2 separate regions of the Homo sapiens genome follow, and region 1 is linked to region 2. The links are chromatin contacts, found by Hi-C or POLR2A ChIA-PET in ENCODE. All regions are on one chromosome and are shown on one strand. Each heading gives the region's core, a stretch centred on a gene start or an enhancer-like site at or near the end of the contact. The rest is flanking DNA. Distances are from core to core; before and after follow the strand shown. Region 1 overlaps KCNMA1 (potassium calcium-activated channel subfamily M alpha 1). Region 2 overlaps KCNMA1 (potassium calcium-activated channel subfamily M alpha 1).

What was found. A loop is a pair of places that touch in the nucleus more often than their neighbours do. ChIA-PET counts read pairs that join two places held with the same protein, here RNA polymerase II (POLR2A). Pooled maps may share reads with other maps.
Region 1: a loop to region 2 is called in a map of Right ventricle myocardium inferior, with 20 times the contacts of the local background. The contact joins two enhancer-like sites. A Hi-C loop is called at or near these places in 2 of 168 maps with a recorded cell type or tissue (PC-3 and Right ventricle myocardium inferior) and 1 of 50 pooled maps. POLR2A ChIA-PET finds 5 or more read pairs at or near these places in 1 of 52 experiments (activated CD4-positive, alpha-beta T cell).

Annotation. Positions count from the first base shown.
Region 1 is chr10:77,068,316-77,074,117 of GRCh38, forward strand. KCNMA1 (potassium calcium-activated channel subfamily M alpha 1) reads right to left here. Exons shown (of 28, transcript NM_001161352.2): 14 at 4,782-4,937. Among named protein-coding and RNA genes, the nearest start is that of KCNMA1-AS2, 70 kb to the right of the region's middle. Within about 2 kb of position 3,061, at least 4 of the 41 ENCODE cell types and tissues checked have a DNase peak (open chromatin) inside an H3K27ac peak, as active enhancers do.
Region 2 is chr10:77,010,526-77,016,462 of GRCh38, forward strand. It overlaps KCNMA1 (potassium calcium-activated channel subfamily M alpha 1), which reads right to left. Exons shown (of 28, transcript NM_001161352.2): 18 at 1,442-1,518. Among named protein-coding and RNA genes, the nearest start is that of KCNMA1-AS1, 130 kb to the left of the region's middle. Within about 2 kb of position 2,771, at least 2 of the 41 ENCODE cell types and tissues checked have a DNase peak (open chromatin) inside an H3K27ac peak, as active enhancers do.

The DNA of each region.
Region 1 (5,802 bases), core at 1,811-4,310, 58 kb after region 2:
AGACTAATTCTATACATACATATGTACAAGCACACATATACACATAAACATAACCCAGACTAAAAATATTTAAATGATTCCCTTGGCTATGGTTAGTGCTAGGACAAAAACTTTGTGTGTCCAGCCATATCCACTTCAGCCAAGATACAATCTGAATAGCATGCTTCTGATTTCTCTAGTGCATTCTCATTCAGAAACAGAAAACATGACAGAGAAGCGTGTATTGTTATCGATATTAAGTAACATTTCACCCGCAAATTCCAAATCTTGCGGCATAGGGAAAAAAAAACAACACTAGAAATACATAACATATTTTCTTCATTCTCAAAACTGATTTATTCAACAAAGAAATAATCATGGAGAGCATACTGTGTTCCAGGTTTTGTGTGTGTGTGTGTGTGTGTGTGTGTGTGTGTGTATAAAATGATAGATTAACAGACTTCAAATAGTTGGCAATTCTGAGAACTATTTAAATGTGCTACATTGGAAGTCCCAATGTACATTGAAAAACAATTTTAAGAGTTAATCACCCTCTAAACACACACACACACACACACACACACACACACACACACACACACACACAATTTGTCATGTGCAAAGACAGCTAATCCTAGTAAGAATGATAGCACAATTCATGAAGATGGCAGGCCATGCCCCAACTTGAAACCTCATACGCTGAAGAGAAGCTAAGTATGCATAGTAAGACTCAAAAACAAAAACAAAAACAAATCAATGGATCTTAAATTACATCCAAGTGAGGAAGCCAAGTAGAGAGTAAGTGTGGCCACTTATTCAGGGCTGAGGCAATAGCAGATAGGCTAAGTAAGTTCATTGCCTGGGTCTTTACAGAAGACAGCAGGGAGAGTCTCACTAGAACCTGACAGGCTAGGAGTAGGAGATCAGACAGTGGCAAATGAACAGCATGTTCCAGGGCTGGCTGATGATGTGAATGCAGATAAGTCACAGGCACCAGGATGTTCGTGCGAACTCCTTAAAGGAACTCAAGGGTTCAAATAAGATCCTATTGCACAAAATGCTTAACCTGTCCTTAACAGCAGCTGCTGAGCTGGAGGATCCCTGGATTGCCAGCTTGAGTCTCTTTCCTAAAGGTATTAGATATAAAATTAGCATAAGATTTGTTAAATCCTAGCACTGCAGAAGCTGTAGAGGGCATGCCTTGAAGTTTAAATGGAGTAAATTAAGGACAAATAGCCAGAAAAAAAATATTTAGCAGTAGTTAGCAAAGTTAAGAAATTCATTACCCCCAAAGATATGGGGGTATATAAAATATAAAAAAGATTCCTAAAAAGTTTAGATCAATTCAGAGATATATCCACATAGGAGTGAGGTTTTCAGGGACAAAGACTTAGGGTCCTAAGGTTGGTATCTTTGAGAGTGGCATTGATGGAGAGATAAAGAAGCATTGCTCCATATTTCTTGGTACCTCCAGGCTGGGCCTCTTTTGTAATTCCTGTATGCCAGTAGTCCCTCTTTCTTTTTCTTTCTTTTTTGGAGACGGGGTCTTCTTTCTCTGTTGCCCAGGCTGGAGTGCAATGGCATGATCTTGGCTCACTGCGACCTCCGCCTCCTGGGTTCAAGCAATTCCCCGGCTTCAGCTTCTTGAGTAGCTGGGACTACAGGCATGCGCCACCAGGCCCAGCTAATTTTTGTATTTTTAGTAGAAAAGGGATTTCACCATGTTGGCCAGGCTGGTCTCGAACTCCTGACCTCAGGTGATCCACCTGCCTTGGCCTCCCAAAGTGCTTATATTACAGGTGTGGGCCAACACACCTGGCCAGTAATCCCTCTTTCTTTTATTAAACATATCACCCCCACTTTCAGTCTTGGCATTTTGGTCTCATGCATGATAAAATGCCCAGTGGAAGTGGCTCACACCTATATAATCCCAGCACTTTGGGAGGCTGAGGCAGGAGGATTGCTTGAACCCAGGAGTTTGAGACCAACCTAGACAACACAGGGAGACTGGTCTCTACAAAAAATTAAAATAAAATTAAAAAGCCCAGTGGATAGTCACTGTGCTTCTGCCTGTGCCACATCTTTGCTGTTACAGTCTTGTTTCTCTTATTTTAACAGGGGTTCTGCCGCACCAAAAAACAGACACGACCGGCCTAGGGGAAGGGAGAGGGTGAGCTAACACTTTACCTTGGCTTCCAGAAATGCTAATTGTTCCCAAAGGATCAAGTGCTGCCAAAGCCTCACCCCTTCTTTGTCCATCCTAATAGGCCTGCTTGTCCCCATGGAAATATTGATGAATTCTCCGTCATAGGATACGGAGGTCATTGGAGAAGGAAGCAATTTCTGTAAACAATAATCCATTTGTAGGTTTACTTTTCCACCTACCCCCCACCCCCAACAAAAGTAAGTGAGGGCTTTGTGATCCCTGGAATGGGAGATAATACATAAAACATGCCAAGGAGGGTGCCATTATGGTGTTCACCATGACCTAAAGGAGACGAAGATCTGGGATTTGGAGGTAAGTACACAAAGATAGCAATGTAGAATGGGGAGCATGTGAATAAGGCATCTCTATTTTAGCTGAGAAAAATATATGAGGGGAAGGCTTGTGATTTCCAGGTCATGTACCTTAGCCAATTCCAACACAAAGACCATCTCAGTGTCAAAAGGTCATATTCAGAGAGCTACTTCCAAACAGGCGGGAATTGGCCTTATACAGAAATAATGTGGTAACATAACCCCCAGAGGAAAATGTGTTTTCAGTTACACCAGGGCCAGGCCCAGCCTTTCCCACAAGCTCTTCCTAAATAGGAACTTGGCAATGGGATTAGCTGAGCTGGAGCGGACATCCTTGGCTTTAGAGGTGAGGCCCATCAGGGTCTGGAGGAAGGTTGGGCAGAGGTTTTCCCTGCTGCTAATAGCACTGAAGAATCAGCATCACATCCATTTTATTAATTTCCTTGACAGACAGCTCTAGTTACCATGCAGGCACCACAAAATCAAAACATACGCATGTCAAGGGGCCCCATCTGTGGTGGGGCCCTGCCAAAGCCCATGTTACATCAACACGAGGAAGCAGAGCACAGCTCCACACACCATGTGCTTGGTCCCATGGGCCATGCCCTGGAAGAAAACCACCAGAGCTTGATTGAAAGAGCCAGAGAAGTTCTCGTGGTGACAGTCCTTTATCCTGAGTCTGGGCTTTTCATGTTGAACATAAGATCCCTGGGAGACACGTGGCTACATCTGGCTTCAGGGTCTCGTCTCTAAACACAGCTACACAGACCTCCCTGCCACCTCCATTCAGTTCCACCCATGCAGGATGAGAGCAGCCTGGATTAAAGAAGATACCTAAAGGAATGCAACATCTTTATTTGTAAGCTGGATCTGAGCTCAGAGTTCTGCTGAGCTGAGACCTTTGGCTGCATAATGAGCATAGGAGGATTTTTTAAATCAAGGTATCCCTTGCTATCAGTGTTGCTAAAGTGATTGAAGGAGCTCCAAAGCAATTTGTTCCTTTATGTGGAGCAATGTTAACTATCAGTTGGCTACATAATGCCGATTTGGCAGGTACGAAGGATAAGGACTTAGAAAAACTCCTGCTCTAAATAATATCACTCATAGGTGCCCAAGGTGAGCACCAATGCATCTGTATCCTCATGCTTCCCACCCATCCCTCTTATTGCAACCTAGGCCATTTCCTCAAAACCATCAAGGAACTTGGCAGTCAATTAGGTAGCCACATGACAGCAAAAGGCAGGAGGTCTCATACCTTTGATTGCAGAGCTTCCAGCCTCCTTTATGGACCTCGTGCTGACTCATGAACTTTCTAAGGATGTAATTTCCCACCTTGCCAGCTATTAATTCTGCTCCTTACATAGTAAGAGGCAAGATGTAAGCCCAGATCCAGAGCTAACTGCCTCCCATGCCATAACAGAAAGGCTCAAGCTAGACCCGTTTTACACACGGGTTTGTCACCTTGACTGCCTAATCTAAGAACAGTCTAAGGATGAGGACTGGAGTGACTGTTATCCCAGGCTCCAGAAGCCCCCTTGCTAGTGGCTGGGCGATCAATGCAAGGCTCTGGAAACACAATCCTAACCTGGCCCACCCTGGGAGGACAGAGTCGGTTTTTTTTCTCTCCTTGCCTGCACTGGTGCAGCAGGTATGGCCACCTTGGGGACTCTGGAGTGTCTGTCCAGCCAGCTCTGACAAGGACATGAACACATCCAGACCGCCTGTCTCTCGGTGCAAAGGGCACTGCTGCCGAGGACTCAGTACATTGTTTCGCTCTCCATTCAAACAACCGCGGCATGTCAGTCCTGCTGGCCTCCTTGATTGTGCAGAAATAAATAAATGAATTATGCTGTTGGGGTTTGGGCTTCAGCACAAACACATGGTCTGCATTTATCCACACAGTGAGAGGTCCACCAGCCACTTGATATAAAAGAGCAAAATGATAATTCTTTTCTTTAGGCGCTCTGTTGCCATATGGAATGTATATAAATCATATTTTTGTTTTAACAGCGGAGGCTTTGTTGATAGATAAACATGTGGTTTATCTAAAAAAAGAGGGGATTGTGCTTTGAACAATCATTTAATGGCCGTGGATGTGCCAAATAAAAATAAAAACATAATTTTGAAAGAAGTTGGCTTCATGCCCAAATCCGTAACAAGGAATTTCTCCTTAACCCAAGTGGTTAGAGCCCGTCGATCTGTTTTGAGTTTAAGCTGTGCTCTCTACTCAACCCCACGACAAATGGAATCCCGAGCTAATGTGCTCTAATAAGACGAGACGTTACCTTTATGAATGACCTCATGGAGAAGAGGTTGGCAAGCATGGTGGAGAGGCCTTGAGCCAGGCAGCTCTGGGCTATGAAGCCCAACTTCAACTCTGCGAGGCAGATTGCGTCATCACCTTCTTTCCAATTCCAGCTCGGGATGTTTAGCAGATGGGCCTGGGGAAAGAAAAGCAGGTATGAGACCTTGCTCTGTTAAATGTTCAATTGTTTAACATTTCTTCTGGGAAATGCAGCATTGCCCAACCACTCAGGGCCATCCAGTCTTGCCCTTCTTTTCCCTTGCTGCGGTCTGATGTTTGCTGTTTTATGCAACTCTTCTGCTCATCACACTTCAGTCTCTCTGGACTGTTGCTTCTGCACCCACCAAGCCCAAGTCCTCCCCTGGGTTTGTCATTTAGCCAAATAGAGCCCAGAGGGAATTTCCTCTTGTGACAGACCCAACAGCCTGGGTTACTAGGATGTCTAGCTAAATCATTAAGTTGAGTCCTCTAATAGACCGTAGGAGTGCCAAATGCCTGTATATTTTCAGTTTCTTTTTTACCTGCCTTTCCAATACTCCAGATCAGTGACTCCCAGGCATCAGGAGCGGGCATCAGAATCACCTGTACAGTTTCTGAAAACACAGATTGCTGGCCCCCCACCAGCATTTCTGATTCAGTAGATCTGGGGTAAGGCTGGAGAATTTGGCATTTCTCACAAGTTGGAGGTGACGCTGACGCTGTTGATCTAGGGGCCACACTTTGAGAACCACTGGCCTAAAACATCAGGTAAATCACAGTGTCGACGTTTCCAATCTCTTGCAAATGGACTGGTCCTATTCAACCCTTATGTCAGGCCCTGAGACAAGAACCCAGAGGCATGCTCATCCAATTATTTTTAAGTGGCATGAAGCAGAGAGTCATAGAAAATACATTGGATGAAAGAATCAAAGTTCAAAAGGTTCTCCAGAGTTGGAAAAATCGGCAAAAGACCAAACTAAAAAGATTTACAAGGCTTTCATGTCAAGTACAGCATTTAGGCT
Region 2 (5,937 bases), core at 1,521-4,020:
TCTGGGGGAAGGGGACCAGCTGTATTAAGTCAGTGGAAACAGGGGGAGGAAACCCATGGTCCTAAGCTGCCCCACCCTGAGGGGATTTCTGCAGAAACTTCTCTAGACCAAGAGTGCACCCCAAGGGAATTTTCCCCATGGGTTGAGGAACTTCTTTACCCTCCAGCAGAGTGATATTTATAGATGACTGGTTCTACATTTTCTGTACCCCACTCTAGGAGTACAATGAAAAAGGTCCTTCCTTCAGTGGCATACTTTAGGAATGGTGCTCTTCTGTCTGGCTTCTGCTTGTGAACAAGGATTTTATGGGGTACTCTTTCATAATTGTTCTTACTCATCAGACCCAAGACTGCCCACATTGCCTTTCCCTTCTGCAAAAAAATGTTAGAGCACCCAGAGAATCAATAGAGGCCTTCAGGTGTGCCCAAATCCCTGTATGTTGGCTGTGTGACTGTCAGCAATCTCATCCTCTCAAACTTGGAAGCTTAGTTTCCTCTTTTTGTAAAATGGGATTAATAACACCCCTGCCAATTACATGGGGTTAGGGTGAGAATCAAAGCAATGATTATAAGGAGCTTTTAAAAGACTAACTCACCATAGGAAGGATGGCATCATTTTTTGTTTGTTTTTCAAGGGTTGAGAACAATTTCTATTAGGCAATACAGCATAATTACTGCAAAAGGCACAACCTTCTCAAAGCAAAGACCACTTAAGTCATGGTATCTCAGGAGCTCACAATTCCACGTTCTGGACTCACTATATCTTTCTCAAGAGGCCCCAGTGGCAAACTGCTTTAGAAGGGACTTGAGACAGAATATGCCAGAAACAACTGAGCCCAGTCTAGTCTACCCCAAAGAGCGATGATGCTTGAGGTCGACCTTTGGACGATGGCAACTGAAGCCCTTTGGCAGTGGAAAGTTCTTTTCTTGGGGGCAGTCTGAAGGTATCACAGTTGCCAACTCTGGCCTGTGGTATTAAAACTAGCAGGAATTCCAAATGGAAAGAGTCAACTCCCATTTTGGAGACCAAGTCCTCAGATTTAGTTTCTCTCTCAACCCTATATACTCAGGGACCCCCAATCCACTGGAAATCACGATACAAAAACACTTTGTGCTCTGTGGCTTTAGTTCTCCTCCTTATTATACATCATACTTGTCTCTGTTAGACTGGACACATCTACTGAGGCACCTCTAGAGTAAAGAAGCAGGGACTAGGCACAGGTTTCATTCCTAGGTGTTGATGGTGGTGATTTTTCATCCTCTGCTCTAACAAAGCAAGGACAGGTATTTATTTCATATTTCTTTAAACTGCTGGGTGAAACATAAACATACTCAAGAAAACTCTCGATGTTTAGTGTTTCTCTAATAAGAAAAGGGAAGGAAAAGGAATTTGGGGAATAGGAATGAGAAAGGGAGGGGACAGGGAGAGAAACACTACTTACGCCGTTTGCAGCCACATTTTTTTATTCTTTTGGGATCTGTGATGTCATCATGACAGGCCTTGCAGTAAAAAAATGCCCTGGAGAAAGAGAATGGAAAAACTGACACGTTTCATAATCCACCCAAATGAAATGAGTACCACATTTCCTCCACGGTGGTGCCAAATTAATGAAACACGCCAGCATTAATTTCCTTTAATCTTTTGAAAGGTTTAGACATTTGCAGACGGAAATGTTTGTTGCAAGACCATTTATTTCAAACACAGGATTCTGTGATTTGAGTTAGTGCTCCTTTTCATAAACTTCCATTTACAAAGAAACTGGGAAAAAAGTTGCTGATGTGACACACTGTGTCTGCTCATTCGTCTTTCATTTTTGAGAACAGCCTTTGATGCTACTCGTGGGGACATGTGGGCAATGAGCCCTGGGCCCTTGGTGGGGAAGTTAAATACAACACCAAAATTCCCACAGTCTGGTCAAATATATATTTGAGGGGGCAGAAGTATGTCGTTTCTCAGTCAAATAAAAATATCAAGCTTGTCACTCTGAAAGCACCTTTTCTGGGCAGCCAAAGGGAGACAGAGTTGAGGAGGTCTGCAGAGAGGGAAAAACGAAAGCCACGAGTCAGTGGGTTCCTCTGTCAAACCCCCTCTGGAGTTTCACAGCTTATTTTACTCCAAAGCTGACTGGACCAATTCCCATGCTATCCAGCCCTGAGAACATGCACTAAATGATGGTTTTCTTCTCACTATGGAGCAAAGCTCAGCTGACCACTGGAAGGGGGTGAGTAGAGCTTATTGAAGCAATAGGTAGGTAGAAGGAGAATGAGATGAAGCACTCAAAAAGAAAATCCCCTAATCTGACTTGAATGTCCATAGGTGATTCCACAGTGCATTAGCTGTGTCAAAGATATTCTGGATAAGAAAAATAAGATCATTCAAGCACTATTTGAAATCACAGTGCCTAGAACAGCACAAGAGGCCTGTGCCCTTTCAGTACTGGGGAGGTGATAAAATTCACTGGAACAACCCTACAACCTTCTGGATCCAAGAACTAACAAAATCCCTGGCTTGTTGCCTTTACCACTCCCAACAGGAAACTGAATGCCAGCTATGAACATGGCCTTTTCTTGACCAGGGCTGCAGAAATAAACACAATTCTTGACCATTTGATTCTTAGGTTCCTTTTTATGTTTTCACAGGACTTGATTTATAATTGGCACTCATTGGAAACCAATGTTAAGACTTTTGGATCCACACGAGGTCTTGGAGATCCTGCAGCCTAAATCTCTGGGACTCAGTGTCCTCATCTGTAAACTGAGGAGGTTGTCGTGGACTGCCCAGTCATTCCATGCTGGGATTCAGCCAGCCCCAGGACTTCTGAATCCAAGTCCAATGCTTGCTCTATCCTAGCAAATTCTCCACTCTTTCTTTAAATGCCAGCTGTCATCTATGTCTCAAAAAAATTAAAAAAAAAATAAAAAGAAATCCTAGCTGACTGTTGACCCTGAGTGGCAATGTGGCTAAGAACCCAATCAATCTGCCTTGGCACAGGAAGAACAGGAAAGTAGAAAGCATCCAAGTTGGGGAAAGTAACTCTGCGTCCACTTCCTTTGGCCATTTTCCCTCCCCCTTTGTTGCTCTTAACACATAATGATAATAACGGTAACAATCATATAGCTAACATCTATAGAGAACAGACTACATGTCAGGTGTGGTTCTAAGTATTTTATAAGCATTAAACATATTTGATCCTCAAACAACCCTTTGAAGGAGGTATGATTATTATTTCTATTTTACAGATAAGGAAACTGAAGCACAGAGAAGTTAAGTGACCTGCCCAAGGCCACACAGCTAAAAGTACCAAAGCTGAGATTGAATTCACATAGCCTGGCACCAGAGCCCAAGGTCTATACTAAAGAGATGATGACATGATAATAAGCCTGAATAGACTTGTGAAAAGATAAAGTTTGATTACTTCATGAACTAAAGTTGGATTCTTTTTTAATTTAATTTTTATTTTTAATTGACAAATAATAATTGTATTATATGTGTGGTATGCAACACATTGAAATACATATACAATGTGGAATAGTTGAATCAAGCTAATTAACATATACATTATACAGATAAAGAAACTGAAGCACACCTTTTGTGGTACGAACACTTAAAATCTACTGTCTTGGCTGGGTGTGGCGGCTGACGCCTGTAATCCAACACTTTGGGAGGCTGATGTGGATAGATCACGAGGCCAGGAGTTTGAGACCAGCCTGGCCAACATGGTGAAACCCTGTCTCTACTAAAAATAAAAAAATTAGCCAGTCATGGTGGCATGCACCTGTAATCCCAGCTCCTTGGGAGGCTGAGGCAGGAGAATCGCTTGAATCCAGGAGGTGGAGGTTGCAGTGAGCCGAGATTGTGCCACTGCACTCCAGCCTGGGAGCCTGGGCAATAGAGCAAGACATTGTCTCAAAAAAAAAAAAAAAAAAATCTGTCTTTGCAATTTTCTGGTATATAATTCATTTTTAACTATAGTCACCACATTGAACAATAGATTTCTTGAACTTATTCCACCTGTCTAACTGAAATTTCATGTTTTAGATGGACATCTCCCCAATCCCTCCCAACCCCAGCCCCTGTTAACCACCATTCCACTTTCTGCTTCTATGAGTTTAACTTTTGTAGGTTCCACATGTAAATAAGAACATGCGATGTTTGCCTGGCTTATTTCACTAAGCATAATGTCCTCCAAGGCTAGGCAATTAAGGTTAATAAGTGAAATGAGGCAAGGGTCGGGGGTGTCCATGGTGATCTGGAGCAGGCAGAGTATCTAAGCTCAGCTGACCTCTGCCAAGTGGCATTTCTTTGCAAGAATCATTCTCTTCCCCACCCATCTTTGCCTCTGTCATGCTCACCTCGCAAAGCCCCTCCCTTACTGCACACCTGCACCTGAGCAACGGAGTTTCGCTGGGAAAGAAAACATGCTGACCTCACTTTAAACCCACAACCATGGATTTCAGGGGCCTTTTCCACTCTTTGGGATCTACCCCATTCTCCTGTTGCTTGCTTTCTCACACTCCAAAACAGCTCTCTCTCCTCTCCTCTCCACTTGCTCCAGCTCACCGTACCCCTCCCACAAGCAGCCTTCAGCTGGTGATCTTGCTTCACCCATCATCAGACCAGCTTTGTGTCCTGCAAGGCTGGCCTGTATGGTCTCCTTGTCCTCTGGTTTCCTGGCCTGCGTGTCCAGTGGAAGGAGTCAGCAGGAGACTAGGGTGAGGGGGGATGAGGTCACCACCTTGACCCCCCGGGTGCCCTCCTGTACAGGTCTATGAAATGGCACACGACAGCCTCTCTCTCCAGCTCCTGATAGCCCTCCTTCCCCTTGACCCCACAGATCTAGGGTGAAGGTGGCTTCCCCTTTCTTGCTAGCTCTGCAGTGCTTGGCCATCCCTTGTTGGTTTTCCTTTACTATTTGCCCATAACTTTACAGTCTCTTCATAAAACTCTCCTCCTTTTTCCCATTTAAGTTTGTCATCTGTTTCTTGCCAGGACAAGAAACAGCACCCACATTTACATATTCATCTCCAATTCACACTTATCCCCAGAACTCCAGACTCTAAGATCCAACCGCCTTATGATATCACTGTGTGTATGTTTAGTACACATCTCCTACCTAACATAGCCCAGATAGAATGCTTAACTTCCTACTACCCAAAACTTGCTCCTTCTCTAGTATCCCTCATCTTGGTTAAGATCAACACAATCTAAGCCCTGACTCTAGCCTTCATCCTTCATTCCTCTTTTTTCCTCACTTCTGCCCAATTCATTGGGGGGTTCTGCACACTCTCCCAAATACAGTCTGAATGGGAACCCACCTCTCTCCACCTCCACTCAGGGGTCAGTCCAAGCTGCCATCATCTCTCACCTAAACTATGCAATAGGCGCTGAGTCTCTCACCTCTTCTCCTGCCCCATTCCTCTCATTCTCTACAATGCAGGAAGAATGACCTTTTCAAAATATACATCAGATCAGCTTAAAGCCATCAATGACTTCCATTTTATAACAGATCCAACCTTTCTATAAAGTGCTTTAGGAGCCAGCCTCTGCCTCTCTCTAACCTCATCTCATACCACTCTCCCCAAATCTATTCCCTAGCCGCACTTTCCTTCTTGGGGTCCCTATCCACAATGAACTTCTTCCCAGCCCATCTCTTCTTCCTATCTGATCCCTGCCTGATGGATTATTTCCCTTCATCTCAATCTCTGCTCAAATACCAACCCCTCTGAGAAGCTTTCACTTATACCCAACCCAAATCAGTGACCCAGTTGCATTAATTCTTTTACCACTAATTATTTTTTAAAAAACTGTAATTCTTTCCTGCCTAGAATATGAGCCCCACGAGAGTTGGGACTTCTCCCCATTGTTCATTTTTCACCACTGTTTCCCTGGTGCCTTGTATAGAGCCTTCTAAATGTAAACGACTTATACACATTTGAT